3 separate regions of the Homo sapiens genome follow, and regions 1 and 2 are each linked to region 3. A link is a contact called in ENCODE Hi-C or POLR2A ChIA-PET data. All regions are on one chromosome and are shown on one strand. The core of a region is the stretch at or near the end of the contact, and the rest is flanking DNA. Distances in the headings are between cores, read along the strand shown.

Region 1 (3,581 bases), core at 266-2,765, 740 kb before region 3:
AAGTGCTAGAGGGATTGGGGACTATGGGGGACCGACAAAATCCCATGTTCATGAAGAAGGAAGAGAATGCTCGTGGGAGGGGGGCTGAGGCCTGCAGACATGGGGATGGAAAGTTGCCGCCTTAGTCATCTGAGGCTGCTCTAACAGGATACCATACACTGGGTGGCTAATAAGCAACAGATGTTTGTTCCCACAGTTCTGGGGGCTGGGAAGCTCAAGAGCAAGGCACCAGCAGATTCAGCATCTGGTGAGGGTCTGTTTCCTGGTTTGTATAGAAGGTGCCTTTTCCCTGTGTCCTCATATGGTGGGAAGGGCAAGGCAGCTCTCTGGGGCCTTTTTTATAAGGGCACTGATCCCACTCATGAGGACTTTCATGCCCTGATCATTTCCCAAAGGCCCCACCTCCTAATAATACCATCACATTCAGACGGCAGCAGCCTCCTCTTCATTCTGAAAACCTCCCTCAATAACAATCTTTGTTTCAAAAGGATTTCAAGGCAGAGATTTTGATACCCACTGGGGCTTTTATCCTGTTTTTCAGAGGTTTGAGAGGGTTGACAACAGCTGTGGTTGGAATAAGAGGAGTTAATGGTAATGGAAAGGAAGTTGACACCTGAGGAGGACAGTTGGGGTCACAGGATAAAGTGCCTACAAGGTTTCTATCACTGGGAAAGCTGACTGGCTAACCCTGGCTGCTTGGAACGCCGTGTCTATGCCATTCCACCTTCCTCGCAACTTGGCAGGTCTTCATCCAGACTCCATCCCTGCATTACCTTTCCTGGTCTCCATTAAGATGCAGCCTTCCCGAGGACAAGGGAACTGCTGGGCGACTTAGACAGTGAGGCCCTTTGCTGCTCATCACAACCAGCGTCTCTGGAACCCCAGAAAGGCAGCCTGGGATCAGGCGGAGGCAGACATTACTTATGGATGAAGGGGTAGAGAGCGAGTCAAGGGGTAGAGAGAGGGTCTAGGTGTAAAACGGGCACCAAACCACCACACAGGACTACCCCAGTCAGGATAAAAGGTGAGGCTATTTAAGCATCAGAACGTGCTCCCTCGACCCCAGAGCCTGCCCAGAATGTTGGGGGCTGCCACCTGCTTGCCTGCGAGGCCTCCATGCTCTCGGGCGCTCATGTTCCCATCTGCTTGCTGCAGCACTAATGAAGAAACTCGACTGCCAGGCATGCTTGGAGGAATAACTCATGAAACAGATTGTAAAGCCGGGGCCCATGACTTGCTCTTTTGGGACTTGGCACTTACGTCTCTTTTTCCATTTGCACCGACTGAGCAGGAGGCCAGGCCTCCCCGCCCGGGCCTTGCGAGCGAGGCCCCTTTCCTCTGTCCGCCAGTTCTCCCACTCGGCCCCCACACCCCCAGGAGGAGATGCAGGGGAGCTCTGCTGACGCCGAGGCCGCGCCTGCTCCACATTCCAAGCGGGACACGGCCTGAGTCCCGTGGGCCCTGCCCGGAGGCCCCTGGGTGTGAATCTGTTTCTCCCCTCTCGCTGGCTGCCGCGCCGCCTTCAGGCTTTTTTTTTTCTCGCTCTCTCTCGCCGTTCCCCGGGCAGGCAGCGTCTGCTTTTCAGCGCGCGGACATTTCCGGCTGGCGGGGGACAGAAGGGACCGCGGCCAGCCAGTTCCCGTTCCCGTTCCCGCCTGGCTGCAGGCGCAGCTGCGATGACTTCATGACTCTGCAATGGCCGCGGGGCCGGGAAACAGGGCCGGGATTGTATTAACGGGATGGAAAGTAGCAAGTTTGAAAGAGACCCGTGGCAGACTCCACCTCCTGCCTTACTACCTTTTTTTCAAAAATTGCTCTTATCTCCAGCAAAAACTCCCTGAGTGCCTTTTCCCTCTCCTGGCAGCACTGGAAGGAGGGCCGCCTTGGAAAACGTGTCCTCCTCAGACCTGAGTCCCCCGGGCCCTCCTCAGCCAGGATCAATGTAGAGGGAATGCCAAATACTCAACCGCCTTTAGGTGGGGTTTTAGGTTTGAGGGGAAATAATGAAATTTTGCATTTGAATCTGAAAATGAGTCTGGCAGCCTGAGTGGTTGGGTGAAGAAATGGCCCTGTTTCTCCTATTAGCTTGTCCTCCCACCTCGGGGAGAGTCTGACCCGGTGAGGTGGCCACAAGACCCTAAGAGCCCTGCTCCACCGAGTTCCAGAACGCGGAGAACTGAGACCCAGGCACCACGTGACTTGATTGTCAAGCTGCCTGACATTTCAGTGTGGTGGCAATGGACCTGGTGTGCCTGGGTGGGAGGAACATGTGGACATGGATTGTCAGATATGACTATGTACGTGGTGGCATTGCTTGTGATGGTGAAAAATTGGATTGTTTATCAACAGGGAATCAAACAGGGAATAAGTAAAGTGTGTGTGTGCTGTATTTATATGATGGAATTGTATACAGCAGTTAAAATAAATAAAAGTGATCTAGTTGAACTAGCCTGGGATAAGGCTCAAAAAAAAAATGAGCAATTTGCAGAATGAAACTGCAGTATGAAACCATTTATGTAAGAAAAGAATGAGGGCGAGGGAGAGAGAAAGAAGAAAAGAAAAACAAGAAAAACCCTCATGAAGAAATACCGCTCTCTGTGCTGCACTATAGGCTACTATAGACCATATATAAAAGGACTGCAAGGCTAAATCCCCAAACCCCAAACTATCCAAGGGGAGGGTTCAGAGGGATAGAAATTGGAGAATGTGGTCAAAAGGCACTTTTGAGTAAATGTCCTAATATTTCAGAAGAGAATGAATTCACTTATTTCTTATGTAATTAAAAATTCATTACAAAATAGGGGAAAATGAAGTGTTAGTGGTTTACAAACTTCATCCATCCAGATTGAGCAGATGTGGAGCTTTGCCATTGACTTATTTGTGAGTAATTAGTGGTTTCGGTTTTTTTTTCTTTTGCTGAGATGCAGCAAATTGATATGATTAAAAGGGTGAGACAAGGTATGTGTGAGTGTGCGTGTTCATAAATCAACAGGTGACTGTGTTAAGTAACCCTCAAGAGAGTCCTTTTTCAAGTAGTTAGTCTGTCATACGTGGCCTTGCTGAGCCGCAGGGTCATCATCCCGTCAGGCCAAACACGGGGCTGCAGCATTTATTGCTCTAATTGTGCTGTTTAGAAACAGGTGACACACAAAGGCTAGGGAGCCCTGATCTGTTTTTGGAGACCTGCCGTCTCCCTTTGTACCTTCCACTTGGAAAATCTTGCAGGTAGACATCAATTAGCAATGCAAACACCATGTTGGAAATTCACTTTATTTGGGGGCTTGTTGGGGGGGGGTGGTCAGGTAAGTGAATAATTTAGCTAAGAATTCTGCAAACCCAAAGGTAGTGATTACTATAGACAGAGATTTTAAAATATGGATGAAGCTTGTGTGTGTGTGTGTGTGTGTGTAGAATTAACAATACAAAATTTTAAAATTATTTTAAAAACATTCTTTTATTAAAGGAGAATATTTAAAATTAGAAAATAAATTATAAACTTATTAGGAAATAGCTTGCTTATGTTTTAGAATCAGTATGAATATTACTAGTTGTTTTCAAAAATAATATTTTCCCTAACTATA
Region 2 (3,410 bases), core at 833-3,332, 580 kb before region 3:
GAACCCCTTGGAATTAGGGCATTCCTGAAGAAGCAAGTTAGTAGAAGAGTGAAGAGAAAAGGAAAAGTTTTACTTAGCTGTCTACTATAAGCCAGGTAGTATGTTATTTACACTGTTTCCAGACTTAGAACAATTGATTTTACAAAGAAGGGCCCAGAGAAGTTAGGTAACTAGCCCAAGGTCACACAGTTTGTTAATATGGTACAACTATTGAAAAGCAGGTATTCTCATTCACAGCCCATGATCTTTGCATGCCATTGCCCTGTCCTTTTGTGTAAGCACACAAAATGGGTGTCTGGAATCAAAACTTACACCATGAGAGGGAAAGTCCAAAACTGAGCCAAGGGATTGCTGGGAGAAGGAAGGTAGAGAGTAGATGGCCGTCCAGGAATCCCTGTGTTCCTCTAATTGCCTGATGCTGTGTTTTCAGACAGGATTCATTGTCCGCTGCCCACTGAACTAGTCCCTCAGAAACAACTCTGCTTCTGACATTTTCCCATAAAGCTGTCACAATCCAAATTCTTACTTATTTAAAACTAGTTATTTGTTTAAAGCCATATGAACACAGTGGTGGCTGTGGGTGGCTGGGGGCCAGCAGAGTGATCTAAATGGCCTAAATTATATGGAACCCTCATTTTCTATCCTGACAGCCTGCCTCTGAGATAGAGTCTGGGTCCAAGAGTGGAAATCAATTTTGAGCTGAGGCGTGCTAATAATTACTTCTGCAAAGCTCTTGCTGCCATATCTAATTCTCTCTGCGGGAATTCTCTGTGATGAGGGATTAGATGAGAGATAAGAAGTTTAAAAGAGCAAACATCAAAGTATCTTTCTAGAAGTTTCTGTTGGGAGTAAGAATGGGACTCTGTGGATAAGTAAAGCTTCAGAGGCAGGCAGCCTTGGTTTGCAATGCCAGCTTTACCATGTACTGGCTTAAGATTGTCAAGATATTAAATTTCTCCATGAATTTTATTGGTAAAAGTAAGACTGACAAAATTGGCCCTTTGAATGCCTGTGGGCATAGCGCAAAGTAAAGCTCAGCCCATTGCTTGGTACACAGCAGGTGCTGTTTACTGTCACATCTTCCCAAAAGCTCCCTTCTCAACTGGCTCTCTTCCACCCATTTGGATAAGGGCTGAAGAGCTGTTCAGATACCTGCTCCAAGGCCAGGTATCTAATGCCCAGTTGTAGAGGCATGCAAAGCGGGCTGACGGCGCCCTTAACATTTGGTAGTCATCAGATAAACGAGACCCTGATGCCATAGGTCAGATTCTGACATTACAGCTAAGGGAAGCCAGTTGCCTAGAAATGGAGAAACTGGCTGGCAATTAAGCAAATTTATAGATATTTCTAAAATTCCTAGGAGCCTAGATTTAGCGGGGAAGGAGAGGTAGGAGTAGTGGTGTATTTTACCAAAAGCTCAAATAAATCCAAACCCAACAGAATCACTGCTCAGAGATGTAAAAAGACAAGAAAACAATGAAAGGGCAGAAAAAGATTATTTTTCAAAGGTTTTCTGGTTGGGACAGCAGGCACACACATACTCTGTTTCTTTTCTTCATCTTCTCAGGCTGGCCCCAGGGTCAGAGGAAGAACCATCCTCCTCTGGTTTGTTTTTATCGACAGCCTCCAAAGGAAAGTTTTGGGAGAACTTTTTTTTTTGCCAATTTGGATAATGTCTTGCCCTCTAATCCAGAAAGTGGATTTTTTTTTTCACCCAGCCTTGGAAATCAATGCCAGTTTGTTTATTTATTTATTTATTTATTTCTGTAGAAATTTTGCACAATTTAAATATGTGCATGTTCACATTGGCTTCATTTTTCTTTTCTTTGCATAGATTTCCAACTTAATCAGGAATGGCTGGATACTGTAACTTTTTGGCACAAACAGCAAAAAGAAAGGGGGGTAAGTGTGGGGGGAGTTCTTTTCCAGGACTGAACTGTTTGCACTCTTTGTTTTGATGGTGCCACCTGACCCCCCTGGGAAGGGTTGAGTTTCTCCACATCCATCACGCCTACAGAGGGCTGTGTCAAAAGCCCGACCAGGCCTCCCCCTTGCCCATCTATGGCTGATTATTCACTGCATTGTGTTCTGAAGACGCACAGGCTGTCACGGAAAAGGTGCCTTCCTGCCTAGCCGCTCAGGACATTGACTCTTGTGAGCCGACTTTCCTCTCTTATTCCCATATCTATGACCTTCTCTTACTGTTCAGAGCCGTTTCAAGTGTGAGCTTGCAAGGTATCGTTTTTCCAAAAATGTTGGCCCATAACCATCGGCATTCAGATATGAGTAAAAAGATATGTTGGTAATAAAGCCAAACATAACAATTAATGCGTCAGGATTCCAAAGCACATTTTGCAATACCAGCTCATGTTGCAGCTGATGTCAGAATGTACATGCTGTTAATCTAATGAAAGGGCACAAGGATTTCTCTAAGTCCTGCACATATGAAGACGCTATCAGATCATCTGACTTTTTGTTTGAGCACATTGTGTACCACATTGAAAGTATTCCAGCTTGATTTCTATCCTTCGAAAAATTCTCTCCTTATCTGCTGAAGTCAGATTTGGATATATTCGCAAGGGAGTAAAGATTTAGCTGATCAGAATTGGAGTCATTAAGCAGGCCTGGAAATTCCCTATCAGGCACCCACGCCAGTGTTTCTTGGTGCTGCATAGCTTAAGAATTTGGAAGGAATGGGGCAATGGGCCAAACAATCTCATCTCTGAGGTTTTTTTTCTGAAATTGATGAAGGCACTGTGCAATCACGCAGGATGAAACATTGCAACTAACTAGATTGCCTTTAGTACCTTACCCTAATTAAGCCAGTATTGAAACTGTATATAAGCAGTGTACCAGGAATTGCAAACTCAGGTGCCCAGAGGACCACATAGGACAGTTGGAGGGGATGCGAGACGGTACAGTAGTGGGGACAGTGACAACCAGAGAGAGCATTCTTTGTCTAGAGGGACATTCACTACTCTTCTATCCTGAAAATGCAAATATGGCAAGATTTTCTATTTTTTTCCAAGAAAAGTCAAAAATCCTGATGTTTAGGATACATTTTTAAATCTTGGCTACCAATTCAATTAAAAAAATCCATGCAAGTAAAGAGTCTGACTGCTGAATTTGGCCCTTATGATATTAGCTTTTAATCTCTACAACAGACTAGAACTTGGAAATTTGTTTCTACACACAGAATTTGAAGCTTGACAAGTTGAGAGTTATAGTGACCTTTTTCTTGTGACTTCTTGGACAGTCTGTCACTCAGTCCTGCACAAAGAATGATTCAAGATAAGGGCTTCTTATCCATGGGCATCCCGGGGTCCTTCACCACAGTTAACACACATTGGGGATTGATTCAATGATGCTGCTCTTTGTTTCCTATGACTGCTAGCCCAAATTGCCACAAC
Region 3 (3,287 bases), core at 223-2,722:
CCAATAGTTTGAGGTACAATCCACAAGCGAGCTTCCAATGGGAGGGATCTTAAGGGAGCAGCCACTGAAATAGTGCCCAGGGACTGGGTAGGCACCCCATACCTCTTTCTTGGTTGCAATAGCTGTTTCTCAGCAGAGATACAGAATTTACCCTGGGCCTCTGTGCACTCTCCAGCTCTGTGCTCAGGAAGATGCTAGAATTGCCCACAAAACTTTAGGCCATTCCCAGAACTATTCATATTAATGTGGCAGGTACTGGCTACCATGCTGAGGGTTTGTCTCAAATCCCTTAGAGAACAAACAGTTAAATACATGCAATAGAATATGACTCAGTCTTAAAAAGGGAGGACATTCTGACACATGCTACAACATTGATGAACCCTGAGGACTTAGGCTAAGCGAAATAAGCCAGATACAGAAAGATAAATACTGCACAATTCCACTTACATGAGGAATCTGGAGCAGTTAAATTCATAGAGAAGTCTGGGTGCAGTGGTATTCACCTATAACCCTAGCACCTTGGGAGGCAGAGGCAGGCAGATTGCTCAAGCTCAGGAGTTTGAGACCAGCCTGGGTGACATGGTAAGACCTCACCTCTACAAAAAATACAAAAATTTAGCTGGGCATAGTGGCACATGCCTATAGTCCCTGCTACTTAGAAGGCTAAGATGAGAAGATCACTTGTGGCCAGAGGTTGAGGGTGCGGTGAGCCAAGATCGTGCCACTGCACTCCAGCCTGGGCAAAAGAGTGAAACCTGTCTCAAAAAAAAAACAAAAAAATCATAAAGACATGCAGAATGGTTGTCAGGAACTGGGAGGAGATGAGAATGGGGAGTTATTGTTTAATGGGCATAGAGTTTCAGTTTGGATAGTAGCAATGATAGCATAACAATGTGAATGTACTTAATGCCATTAAACTGTGGATTTAAAAATGATTAACGTGGTAAATTTTATGTTATGTGTATTTTACCAGCATTTAACACTTTAATCTTCAATAAAAAAAAAATCCTTCTTAGCCCAGCTGTGGAATTAAGAACACTTATGATTCTTTGGATAACTCTAAGCTATCCAATGCTGGCAGGTTGCAATGAAATTCAAGGCTTCTTGAGGCTCTTTTAGTGAATACCGCAGCTTACCCAGCACCCCCCTGCATTCCCCATGTTGATCCATGGAGGAAAGATCTTCCTCCCCGCACACTTCTACCTCTAGACCAATGCGGGGAGGAAAGCTTCCACTCCACTTCCCTGCCATCCAAAAGGAAGAGAAGTACTGAATCTGATGAGTGAGGGCTGGCATCACAGTGCATGGTTCCCCAGTGGGCAAGGTACAGAGTCAGTGTTACCTGTAAATGTCTTTATCTTTGTGTAGCCAGCAAGCTGAGCAGGGCTGACCTCAGCAAATCTGTAATTCACTTTCTGCTCCACCCCCTCTGCCCGTGACCAGGAATGAGTCAGAAGGACCTTGTAGAAGGGACCTGTCTGAATCTGGTTTCAGGGGAGAAAGTAGAAGGCTGCCCTCAGGCCTGCCAACTAAAAGTCCATATCGCAGCTTCACGAGAGCTGGCCTGGAAGCAGGGCTTAACTAGGTCAAAAATGGGACTTTGATTCCCATCTGGATGTCAGTTTCTTGAGGTGCTTCTCCTCTGGCAGAAAAGGGGGCAGAAATGAGAGGGTAAAGGAGAATGGTCTTATTCCCCTAAAATCACCATGAAATGGTCTTTTAAAAATAAGAAAAGTAGGACACATGTTCTAAAGAAAAAAAATTTTTTCAACTGAACACATTTAGCTTTATACAAAGCTCACCTTGTTTCTTTGTCTCTCATTTTGTCCAAATTGTTAATTTCATAATTATCACTAGTCCATGAACCTGCATTTGAGAAATCTTTGAGAAGCATTCCTCTGAAGTACGTTTTTGCTCTCAAAGTCTGTGACATAAATAACTATCACTTCTGCTTCCATCACCCCTCCCAGAACCCGTCATTGAAAGAAGACTAGAGCAGAAACTACGGTTTAGTGCCTTACAGAATGCTTTGTACAAATAAATACTCAACAAATTTTTAAAATACAGCCTGCCCCCTGTGTCGGGGTGACTCAGGAACCCATCTGACCTAAAGTTCCATCTGTTTTTCTGAATCCAGAGTCCAGACACTCACGTGCAGATGAAAAAAAGTATCAGGAGTGGCACATTCCTGAGCCACACTGCACCAAAGATGATTTCACAATAGGTACCAGGTTTACTTTTGTTTCATGAGTCTGCCTGCAAATTCAAGTTTCTCTGGTTCATCTCCTTTGCATTAGTATGTGTTAATTAAAGTGAAATTAGCACGTCTTCCTGAAGCTCTGGCCCTCATTGTATACACACCAGGACTAACATTAAGCTACCTTCACTTCGTGCTCTCTAGGCATTGGGGTTCTTCAGGGCTCATATTTTTTTCTCTGAGAATTATTAGCTCATTCTGCCTACCATGTTCCCCAGCAGAGAGGGAGGAAGAGAACGCTCTGTGTCCCCCACCCCCACACAAAAAGCCATTCTTTTCTTTGCAAGCAACTGGTACATGTTTTCAGCTGACATGTCCTAGATTGTTCTAAAAAGAGCAGCGGCAAGATAAATTGCAAGAACAGATGATTCAAAGACTCCCTGGGAAGTACCACAGCCAGCTCATAATTACAAATGCAGGGTAGGCGGAACATCTGTATCCTGAGTCACTCTGCTTTTCTAGAAGGGAGAATGTCATTAGCCCTCCTGCTGCAGGAACTTTTGAGATCTGTAAGCAGGTTCCAGAACTGGTTCACGGTGTGCTCTGTCCTCTTGAGGCTGCAAGTGACCCTCTCCCCACCCCCGTACAAATTTAACATACCTTGAAGTCATTATAATTAATTACCAGCTGACTATAGCCCAGAGAGCTTCTAAGTCTATATTTTGAATAATAACTCTGCAAAGGTAATGTGCATGTGTTTTGGGGGGAGAACGATAACCTTAAAAATCTTATAAGTGTTTCTGAGCTTGGTTCTCTAATGCCTGGAATGATACAAATTTAGGGGCATTGCCTTTTATGGGAAGAGATACTAGGAAAAAGTAAAAGGAGAAATGGGTTTTTCTGGAAAACTATAAGAACAATTATCTTAAATGAGAGATAGTTGAGGCTCTGGGGTTAATGAATAAAAAAAGATGATGGCAAAAGAAACATAAGACATTGATGAGTGAAAACAAGAGCTAATAGTTTTGGCAGAGCCAAGTTTACCAGTGTGTTGGCAGGAGTTACTGTTCCTTCTTGTGTGATTTCTTTG

Evidence for each region. Hi-C counts contacts between places; a loop is a spot of excess contacts on that map. ChIA-PET counts read pairs that join two places held with the same protein, here RNA polymerase II (POLR2A). Pooled maps may share reads with other maps.
Region 1: a loop to region 3 is called in a map of dorsolateral prefrontal cortex, with 2.8 times the contacts of the local background. The contact joins the promoter of LINC02872 here to the enhancer-like site in region 3. A Hi-C loop is called at or near these places in 1 of 168 maps with a recorded cell type or tissue (dorsolateral prefrontal cortex) and 1 of 50 pooled maps.
Region 2: POLR2A ChIA-PET joins it to region 3 with 10 read pairs in MCF 10A. The contact joins two enhancer-like sites. POLR2A ChIA-PET finds 5 or more read pairs at or near these places in 2 of 52 experiments (MCF 10A and Panc1).

Annotation. Positions count from the first base shown.
Region 1 is chr9:87,146,578-87,150,158 of GRCh38, reverse strand. LINC02872 (long intergenic non-protein coding RNA 2872) reads right to left here and starts at 1,515. Exons shown (of 2, transcript NR_161226.1): 1 at 1,261-1,515. RefSeq lists enhancers at 896-1,403, 1,404-1,912.
Region 2 is chr9:86,982,708-86,986,117 of GRCh38, reverse strand. All of the region lies in intron 3 of GAS1RR (GAS1 adjacent regulatory RNA), which reads right to left. Among named protein-coding and RNA genes, the nearest start is that of GAS1RR, 36 kb to the right of the region's middle. Within about 2 kb of position 2,082, at least 7 of the 41 ENCODE cell types and tissues checked have a DNase peak (open chromatin) inside an H3K27ac peak, as active enhancers do.
Region 3 is chr9:86,405,401-86,408,687 of GRCh38, reverse strand. No RefSeq gene overlaps it. Among named protein-coding and RNA genes, the nearest start is that of TUT7, 53 kb to the right of the region's middle. Within about 2 kb of position 1,472, at least 11 of the 41 ENCODE cell types and tissues checked have a DNase peak (open chromatin) inside an H3K27ac peak, as active enhancers do.